2 separate regions of the Mus musculus genome follow, and region 1 is linked to region 2. The links are chromatin loops, found by intact Hi-C in ENCODE. Cell type or tissue: gastrocnemius. All regions are shown on one strand. Links, peaks and the distances in the headings refer to the core of each region. The heading gives the core; the rest is flanking DNA. Region 1 has its middle 24 kb from the start of Steap3. Region 2 overlaps Steap3 (STEAP family member 3).

Region 1 (5,380 bases), core at 277-5,276, 51 kb before region 2:
AAGAAGAAGAAGAAGAAGAAGAAGAAGAAGAAGAAGAAGAAGAAGAAGAAGAAGAAGAAGAAGAAGAAGAAAAGCTCAAATCCTAAAGCCCTTGCACACAACTATTACCTTAGCTAACACAGCCACCAGAACTGTCCCAAATCCAAGGCCAAAGCTCTCTAAGTCCCCACCTTCCTTAAGTAAGTTTTGACCCCTATAAAGATTGCCTTTCCCTGTCTCATACTTGATGACCTCCTGGCTTTTTTTCTCTACTAGTAGAGAGATGTATGGACATATAGATGGACAGACAGGTAGGTAAATGGACAAGTGAATAGACAGTTGGATGGATGCAGGCATGAGTATATAATCAGGGAGATGGATGGAGATGGATGGATGGATGGATGGATGGATAAATGGATGGATGGATAAATGGATGGATGGATAAATGGATGGATGGATGGTTGTAAGCATGAATGGACAGGTAGGTGGTTGGTTAGATAGAGGGAGGAGAGATGTGTGTGTGTGATGGACAGATAAATGGATGGTTGGGTGGATGGATGGATGGATGGATGGATACTTTCATGCATGCATGGATGGTTGGATGCATGGGAAAGTATATGGTAGTTGGATGGAAGGAGGTTGGACAGACAGATGGATGGATAGATCGATGGACAGACAGGTTAATGATAGACACATACGGTTAGTAGCAAGTGAAGGAATGCATACCTCAGAGTGATCTATTTGGGCCACTGCCATTTCCTGTTGGCTGAGCAATGAAAATACCACAGGGCCAATCAGCTCCAAATGCGAGAGTGTACATAGCCAGAGGGAAGCTCCTGTGTGCCCCCTTCACCCTGACAGTTGTCATCCTGAAGGCTAACAAGCCTTTGAGGCCAATTCTGTCATCAGAAAGGAAAAGCCCTGGCATAATATTTTGTATTCAGGAAATTAACATTTCTAGCACAATTAAAGAACTAAGAAAAAAGCTTTAGAGCCACTGGGCAGGTCCCTCTCCGTGGGCTCTGAGGAAAGCAGGCACCAGCTACTGGGCAGTGCCTTCTCTGTGGGCTCTGAAAAAACACAGGCACACTTAGGGCACTTCTCCTACCCCACCCCACCCCATTACAAATACCCCTACATGGGACAAAGGACTCCGGGCAGTTGCAGGAAGGCCAGAGGATGCAGAAAACACAAGAGGATGCTCTTGCATTTCAGAATGTGCCTTGGGGAGTGTGGGGGAGATTTGAGAAGGCTCTGCTTTGCCTGGGCAAAGTGTCTGGGCAGCAGGCAGTGTCCCATGATCAGATAGGCAGATGCTCTAGCCAAGGACAGAGGTAGAAATGAAAGGTGACATTTGCTGTCCACATAGGGAGGCCACAGTGTCCTGCTAGGCAGTCTCCAACCCATGACCTGGCTGCCTGTGGCTCCTGCCTGTCTCCCCTCAGCCTCCCTAGATTCTGTGAGAAGCCCTATCTCACGCCAGTTCATCAGAGTCCCCATCTGTGTGAATGGAACTCTGATGATTTTTAAAGGAAAACATGCTAACAGATTGCAGTGTGGGACAACTGAGATTTTAGGTTACTTAAATACACATGCACAAGCACACTTGCACAAGTGCACAACATACACACACACACACACACACACACACACACATACATACATACAAACACACAGAGAGACATACACCCATCCTGCACCCTGGGATTCAGAAGAAAGCATGGTTCTGACATAAAGGACCACACCTTTGTCCTGATGCTCTCCTCCCAGCATTGGGTGAGTGTCTGACTCTTTCATTTACTTGTGAGTATTTGGGAGAGATCTGCATTTTTTTTCTCCTCCATTTCATCTTTAAGATAGAAAGTTAGAGCCAGGCACAGTGGCACAGACCTGTCTTCACACAGCCCCAAACCCCACATGCCCTCAGAAATCAGGCCAGACCTCCATATACTAGCTAGTTTTATCTCAACTAGACACAAGCTGTAGTCATCTGAGGGCCAGAGCCTGAGCTGAGAAAATGCCTCTGTAAGATCTGAGTGCAGGCAAGCCCATAGGGCATTTTCTTAATTAGTGGTTGATGGGGAGGGCCCAGGCTATTCTGGGTGAGTTCACCCTGAACTGATGATTCTGGATTCTATTAGAAAACAGGCTGAGCAAGCCAGTAAGCAACATCCCTCCATCCCTCCATCCCTCCATCCCTCCATCCCTCCATCCTTCCATCCCTCCATCCCTCCATCCTTCCATCCCTCCATCCCTCCATCCCTCCATCCTTCCATCCTTCCATCCCTCCATCCCTCCATCCCTCCATCCCTCCATGGCCTCTGCATCAGCTCCTGCCTCCAGGTTCCTGCCCTGTTTGAGTTCCTGCCCTGGCTTCCTTTGATGATCAACAGTGATATGGAAATTTGAGCCTAAACCCTTCCCTCTCCAAGATGCTTTTCTCACGGTGTTTTATTGCAGCTGTAGTAACCCTAACAAGATCACCTCCTCTGCTGCTCTATTCTCTGCCTGAGGCCAATGTAACAGTAAACAAACACGCTTCCTTAATCTCTGCAACCTACACTGTTCTACAGCTCTGAACACATGACCTGATGCCTCTGCCCCTAAATTGTCTGAACCACGGCCAGACTCTCAACCCCTAGGAAAAGGTAAAAAACAAAACAAAACAAAACAAAACAAAACAAAACAAAACAAAAACAAAAAACACCCCAATGATTCCCTCTCCGTCCCAACAGTTCAGGTCCCCCTCATTGAGTTCATGCCACAATTGCTTTTGCTCTTTCATAGGAAGTGAAGGTTGTTGGTGTTTTTATAACATCTATAACCTGTCTCATGTCTGTGCCACACTGCCTCTGCTGTGATGTACTGTCCTTCATAATGTTCCCCTACCTCAAGTCTCCATGGCCCTTATAGTTGTAAGGCAGCACCCTCACCTGTCTTTGAGACAGGGGCTTTCTACATAGCCCTGGCTGTCCTAGAACTGGCTATGTAGTCTATGCTGGCCTCAAAGTCATTGAGATCCAACTGCCTTTGTCTCCTCAATGCTGGGATTAAAGGTATGCACCACTAAGTTTGGCAGATCCTCCCTCTCTTAATGAAGGCTATTTTGTGAATGGTGTCACTCTGTCTTCCTTACCACTGGATGTGTACTAATGGTTCTGTAGCCCGTATACTGAGTCCAAGCCTTCCACCAAGAATCTCTGAGCAAAGCTGGGTGGGGTTACACGTATGAGAAAGCAGGCTCAGAGAGAGAAATGATGAGATGTCCAAGGTTGATGACATAGAACTGCAGCTGGACATGGCGGTGCATGGTGATAATCCATGCAGCATGTGGATGAGGCAGGGGGATTGTTAAAATCAATTTCAGCATGGGTTATACAGTGAGTTTGAGACAAACCTGGATTACATAGCAAGTCTCTGTCAAATAAAGAAATGAAAGAAAGGAAGAAAGGAAGAAAGGAAGAAAGGAAGAGAGAAAGAAAGAAAGAAAGAAAGAAAGAAAGAAAGAAAGAAAGAAAGAAAGAAAGAAAGAAAGAAAGAAAGAAAGAAAGAAAGGAAGGAAGGAAGGAAGGAAGGAAGGAAGGAAGAGGAAATTATATTTAAAAGGGAAAGAAATAAAAAATTTTGAAACGAAAACTGGAAGTTCATGAAAGGAGAGGGAAGACACATGTCCTGTTGTTGAGAGACTCTCCTATAGCGTTAATACCTTCTGCATTTCAGCATTTATATGAAATACATATGTGTACTAATAATAACAATGATGATGATAATGATGATGATGATAATGATGATGGTGGCAGTAGTGCTGCTGGGTTTGTGGCTCAATTGGTAGAGTGCATGTTGAAAGTCTTAGGTTCTATCCACAGCACCAATAAATCTGAGTATGGGGTACAAATTCACAATACCAGCATCAAGGAGGTGGATGCAAGAGGATCAGAAGTTCAAGATCATTATTGGCTACATAACAAATCCAAAGCCAGACTGGGCTAAAGAGATCCTGTTTCAAAATACTGATGATGAGGATAAGGAAGATGATAATAATAATGATGGTGATCATGATGATGGTGGTGGTGGTAATAGTGATGGTAATAGGAGGAAGAGAAGGAGGGAGGGGGGAGACAGACTAGGAAAGTACCTAGATCTTCTTAGATTCATCAACAATGATGAGGACTCACCCCTGGGATAGTCAAGGTCTACCAAGTGCTTGTTGGAAGCCTGCCTTGCCCACTCTCACCCCTGCCCCATCCAGCACACCTTTTTAGGACCTAGTGGTGTCTCACTTACCACCTGGGCCATCTTCCCAATGGACTTAACCTTAAGCCCATGAATAAACAAACTCAATTCTTTCATCTCTAAGGGGAAAGGGTGGGCTAGAGTTAACAACCAGGTTGTAACTAAATTCTAAAGAGACAGTGTGCCCCTCCCTTTGACTGTCAGATGACTGAGACAATGATTTCAAGAAACTGGAACTCCCCCCCCCACCAACCCCCAGCATGGAGACTCACACTCAGAGGCAGGAAGCTGAAGCCCTGTGTCAGCCATGGGAGAGCATGTCTCCCAGAAAGAGACTCCACAAAGTTCTGACAACCTGTCAGAGTGCCTCCCTCACAGGAGAGACTGCAGCTGAGGTGATGGTGGGTCAGTCTGGGCACATTGTGGCCAGGACTGCTTAAGCAGGGTATGAATAACTCTTGCTCCCTATTTAAGCCTACATGCTATGTCAGCACTCTGAAGACAGGGCTGGGGGCAAGGCTCATTAGGTCTCTTTATTTGTTCTTCTTCCCTGGGTGGCCACATTGAACAAATTGCTTTTCTCTGCTTTTGACTGTTAGTTTTCTGTTTAATTCATCTGCTGAGGACTGGTAGCCAAGCCTCAGTCGCTAGGGCTAACAGGCACCAGGCTCTAACTGTAATAAGTCCAATAACAGGGGCCTTGAAATTCCTTCCAACTGGATGCGGTGGTCACGCTCAGAAACAAGTTTGGGATAATGAAGATAGAGAACCTCACTCCAGCTGAAGTGTCTCAACAAGCCAAAGCTTCATTCTTGACCAAGAAGGTGTGCTCACAGGGCAACCGTTGGGGACAGAAAATGCACTTTGCTTGGTGACTGTGTCTTTTTCCCTTTGGCCGAGGTCTGGCCTCACAGTCTTTCATTTCAGTTTTAAAAGAACTGGCAAAAAGGAAATGAAGGAAAGAAAAAGGGGGTCAGAATTCACTTAAATTCTGAGAATGCAAAAGGGCCTTTGTGTAAACTAAGGTTTTACTGGGGAGAAGAAATTAAATCATCTGCATTGGAAAACCAACCCTAAATCTGGACCACACCTTCTGGTGGCAGCCCATGCAGAAGAAGAAGGCTTTTGCTTTTTGCCTGCCTGCCTTCACCCTGCCTGCCAAGTTCAT
Region 2 (5,380 bases), core at 85-5,084:
TTAGTCAATGTGTTCTAGGGTGCCAGCCTCGGCTACAGCGGTCATGGTTTTTCTCTTGTCAGGTCCTGGCCAACAAGAGCCGCCTCTGGGCTGAGGAAGAAGTCTGGAGGATGGAGATATACCTGTCCCTGGGTGTGCTGGCCCTGGGCATGTTGTCGCTGCTGGCTGTCACCTCGCTCCCGTCCATTGCTAATTCCCTCAACTGGAAGGAGTTCAGCTTCGTGCAGGTAACGCAGATTCCCCTTGAGAGCCATCTGCAGCTTGGCTCCTGGACATAGGCAGGCCACCAGGTCGGGTGCTGAGAACTCCCCACCTTACAGGGTCTCCCTAGTCATAGGCAGGGCACTGGGTCAGGTGCTGAGCACTCTTCACTTTGCAGGCTCTCCCAGCCTCCTGATCCTGCTTCAACTTGCTCAGGACAAGTTCATCTTTCTGACCCTGGGAAGTCTGTCACATAGAGGTTCTGACAAGAATGGAGGACAGAGCATGGAACCAGGGCTGAACTTACTCAGGGGACATGCTGCTTCCATACAGTCATTGCAGAATCCTGGTGTACGTGGGAAGCAGTGAGCTGTGACTTAGCTTGGTAACTCTGCCAGCACACACCCTCAACTCAACGTGTACCCCGTCCCTATGTGGGGCAGGTGGTAACTAAGTGTGAGGCTTGCTGGGTGATGGGATCAAGCAGTGTTTCCTAAATGGCGCTGTTTCTTGGGCAGATCCAGAGAAAAAAGAATGAGGACCAGGGTGGCACTTACAGGTAGAGTACTTGCCAAGCATGTGCAAGGCTCATGCTTCAATCTCTGCAATAGATAGATAGATAGATAGATAGATAGATAGATAGATAGACAGACAGACTAAATAGGTGATAGACTAGATAGGTAAATATGTAAATAGATAGGATGGATGGATGGATAGATAGATAGATAGATAGATAGATAGATAGATAGATAGATAGATAGATAGATAGATAGATAGATAATAGATAAATAGGTGATAGATAGATAATAGATAGGTGAAAGATAGATAATAGATAAATAGGTGATAGATAGATAATAGATAGGTGAAAGATAGATAATAGATAAATAGGTGATAGATAGATAGATAGATAGATAGATAGATAGATAATAGGTAATAGATAGATAGATAGATAGATAGATAATAGATAAATAGGTGATAGATAGATAGATAGATAGATAGATAGATAGATAGATAGATAATGAGTGGGTCCATGTTGGTACAGATGTATGAATGAATAGCAGACATATAGATGAATGAGTGCATGTATGAATTGATGGTGATAGGTAAACAGACAGATGGACAGACAGACAAATGATAGTCCTCCAATAGATTATGGATTTACTTGCCCTAAGAGAGTCATGGAATACATTGACACAGTGGAGACTCTAGTGTAGTTTATACACACAGACTTCTGATAGCCAGGTATCTATGAACACTGTCATGTTGATTCTGTCTCTCAGCTGACAGCTGCCAACACTCAGGGAGCCAATGCTGCTGGGAAAGGGTCTCCTTTGCATTCCTCGAGGCAGTGGCCACTCTGAGCACGCACCGCACACCAGGCGGCACTCTAGGCCCAGGATGCAGTTGGGATCAAGGTGACAGAGCTTGTAAGAGGCACACCACCCACCTGGGGACTTGTCTCAAATTCCCTGGGCACCTCCCGCTATTTTTTATGAAGCCCAGGAGGGTCAGAACCTGCAGATCAACTCATCCCTCCGGGGGATGGAGGCTGGCTCATCCTGGCTCCTGCCAGTTGTATCAGGGCAGAGCACAGCCTCATACCCATCCCCACTGTCAACCAAAACCTGTCGTAGCTTCTCTGTTCATCAAAAACTCAAAGGGACAGTGACAGAATACTGCTCTTATGTAATCCAAATTAATTCTTTGTGACTAGGGACCCTTAGTGTACCTTAGAACCAAACAGTTGTGGTTGGTTTTTAAAGCATGGCTGTGAATTTCAAGGGCTCTGCTTCTCCCAGAAGGCCCCTGGAGGAGGGCTCAGGGCTGACGCACGCTGGCCTAAGAGGGTGGGGAGGAAAGGACTTTTCTTGATCTGGGACTAATCCCTGTTTGTCTCATACCCAAATCTTGGATTTTTCTCTTCCCGCCTCAAGTATCCCGGGTATGTGGTTTGGTCACAATTAAAACAGGCTGTGGGTCGCTTCCCTTTCCAGAAAGTTCTTTCCTTAAGCAGCTGTAGATTACATGCTCCAGCTCTGGCTGCTGCAGGAAGCCTTTGGATTTGATTTTGTTAGCAGAAGCCGGCTAGGGCTCCAGAAGTCACGCTTTGCTTTACATATTGAAGAGAGTGAAGCGAGGGTTTCGTTTGTGGGTGTCTGACGCCTGTGCTCTAGCCTCAGATACCTCAGCCCCCTCTCCTGAGGGCCCTAGTATGGAGGAGGGTCTGCCAGGGCGCCCTGAGGCCAGTTCCAGCACCACCTGCTCTGTGCATGTGGGCAGACCATGCCCATGCCCCTGCCCCCAACCCTCAATTTACACTCCTGAAAAATGAAATTAATGTTGTAAGAGAAATGTTTGTGAGGCAGGTGAGAGGAGAAGGGAAAGCACCTTGCTCCTCTTCTTGGGGTGTCTGGCCACGCCCCTACTATCTCTGAAAAGCATCGGCCATCGGTTTCTTCTGGGGACAGGGTCTCACTGCACTCTTGGGCTCCAAGATCCTTTTCTCTTGGACTACAGGTGCATGCTACAGACCTGACTCCCAACTGCTACTGTCTCTGTCTCTCACTGTGTTATGCCTGGCTGTCCACTGGGCATGTGAAATACGTCATAAACTTTATTGTCAGCCACCATCTGGGGAAGGCTCTAAAGCCACAAAGAACTTCGGGAGAGATACAGATATCAGGCTTCCTGCTCAGATAAAATGCTCAGGGACAGCCTGGAAGTCTAGGTGACCCGTAAGCGTGCATGCTGCCCTCCAGTGGCAGGAACACAGGATCAGCTCCAAAGCACCCATTGGCCTCCCTGGTTCACCAGATAAACTTTATCTCCATGTTCTGGAGCTTCTGTCTCATCGCTTGTCCCTGTCCCCACCCAGGACTATGAGTGGACACACGTAAAAGGCAGGCTTTCTGTACCCAATAACAGATGGGAGGTTTTCAAGGGAAGAGCTGGCCTTCTTGACTCCTGTCAAGTTCACGTGCAGTGAGGAGCTATCGGATTTAGAAACCTATTGGTGTTCCAAAGACCCTGGGCCAATCCCTGGGCCGGGAATGCTTTGTTTAGCTGATCTGAGAGCCACTGAAATATTGATCCCATTAAAAGATCCCATATGCCTGCATTTAACCTTCTGTTTCCAAAGTGATTCAGGTGTTGTTTTGTTATGTTTAGTTTAGTTTGGTTTGGTCCGATTTGGTTTGGTCTTATTTTGTTTGTTTCATTTTGGTTTGGTTTGGTTTGGTTTGGTTTGGTTTGGTTTGGTTTGGTTTGGTTTGGTTTGGTTTCAGTTCAGTTTGGGGGACAGAGTCTCATTTAGTCCAGGCTAGCCTCAAACTTGAGCTATGTAGTAAAGAAAACCATTGAATGAGTGCCTGACCCTTCTGCCTCAGCTCCCAAGTGCTGGGATTAGGCATGGGCCATCACATGCATTTCTGTGGTACTGCGATGACATCGGGCCTTTGCGCATGTTAGGCAAGTGTCTGATAGCTGATTTAGACCCGCAACTCCTCCCTTTGCTTGTTTCTTTTTCGAGACAGGATCCCATGAATCCCAGGCTAGCCTTAAACTGGCTATCTATATAGCTGAGGATGGCCTTGAACTTCTGGTCCTCCTGCTTCTGTCACCCAAATGATAAGATTACAGGTGTGCACCACCATGCCCTGTTTATGAGGCACTGGGGATAGATCCCAGGAACTTGTACATGCCAGGCAAGCAGTCTGCTCCTGAGTTATATGCCCAGCCCTCCAGAGCGCTTTTCAAAGTTTTTGGTTTGTGTTTCTTTTTGTTGGGGGTGGGGTGGGGTGGTGTTTGTTTTTATCTAGCATCAGCTGTATTGGACTCTCCCTATCAGTTAAATTCTATATCACTGTAAAGTGTCCAGGAGGACGTAATACAACTGAGCAGAAACCAGGGTGTAGCCCTGAAACCCCAAGTTCTGTCCCTGAGTTATAGGCGATTCCTCTGACCTTGCTTGATGCAGCCACCGCCTGAAATAATGACAAGGACCAGCCTGACCCTGACTTGGTGAGCGATGGCCAAAGCCCCTTCATGCTGTAGTAATTGAGTGCCAGCAGGACCCACGGCTAACAAGCTTCTGTGTAATAAAAATGGCCCTAGCTTGGTGTGCGTGTCTGGGGCTGGGGTTATTAATGGCTTCTTGACAAGACTTTTCCTTCTAATTTCCTTTGGTCCTCTAGAAATTTTAAAAACTGTTCCCAAGGACAGAGAGAATTTTAAAGAAAACAAATTCTCTGAAAACATCCAGGCTTCCCAGCAGGGTTGGAAAATCAAAAAGCTTTCTGGCTGTCGGCCCTGGCTAGAAACTACTGGCCCAAAGTTAGGATTCCTGCCACGTGTATCATGGAACTAACTCAGAAAACAAAAGGAGTGATATAGGAGATGCTAGATGTAGCTGCTGGACCCTGGGCAGGTCTCCATGCTGGGCCAGCATGCTTGTCCCTCAGTGCTTAAGACACTGACCCACGTGGGTCAAACACAGGGTGTATCCCTGGGAGAGATACCCGACCTCCTGTGAGGCCACATCCTAGGCCTGAGTGAGTTCTTATTGCTGCTTCATCGGACCATGCAGGAGACACTGCCCCTGCGTGCAGCCAGTGGTTCAGGATCTGAAGAGGGGCTGGAGCTGGGCCCTCACCCTGGGGCCCTGCGTGGGCTCCTCAACCTCCAGCTAGAAGGGTGTGGGTGCGAGGGTTTCCAAAATTAGTGGCTTAGTCCTGGTGACACATTTGTATCATCTGCTGAACTCTGAAAAAAAAAACAACAGATGACTGCGCTCCACCCTAAACCAGTTGAATCTGAATTTCTGAGGGTGGGGCTGACTCCTGTTTCCACTAAGCTTCCCAGGTGACATTAATGTGCAGCATCGGTTCGAAACCAGCCTCTGATTGACTGATTTTTCAGAAATAAAATCAGATGGAGAGAGGCAGGGGGTCTTATTGTATTTGGGTTTTTTTAGGGGGGGGCTTTTCTAGACATGGTTTCTCTGACTTGGAACTCGAAATGTAGACCAGGCTGGCCACCTGAGTTCTAGGATTAAAGGCATATGCCTGGCTGCATTTGGGAATTTTATTTGAACTTTTAAAAATGTAGTGGGAGGAGATCTAGGAAGATGGTTAAAATGCTTGCTACACACATACCTTGAGGATTAGAGTTTTGGTTTCCA

The links. A loop is a pair of places that touch in the nucleus more often than their neighbours do. Peaks named below come from ENCODE experiments on the same cell type or tissue, not always from the same donor. Only the 100,000 strongest peaks of a DNase experiment are listed, where the experiment ranks them.
Region 1: it touches region 2 in a loop (2.3-fold over the local background); 4 of 42 quality-filtered maps call a loop at or near these places.

The regions. Positions count from the first base shown.
Region 1 is chr1:120,280,493-120,285,872 of GRCm38, reverse strand. No RefSeq gene overlaps it. Among named protein-coding and RNA genes, the nearest start is that of Steap3, 24 kb to the right of the region's middle. In gastrocnemius, for the core only: no CTCF peak of the experiment used is centred there; no DNase peak of the experiment used is centred there.
Region 2 is chr1:120,229,089-120,234,468 of GRCm38, reverse strand. It overlaps Steap3 (STEAP family member 3), which reads left to right. Exons shown (of 5, transcript NM_001379355.1): 4 at 63-227. Among named protein-coding and RNA genes, the nearest start is that of Steap3, 27 kb to the left of the region's middle. In gastrocnemius, for the core only: a CTCF peak has its summit at 2,963 (motif pointing left); a DNase peak (open chromatin) is centred at 2,953; H3K27ac peaks cover 3,427 bases.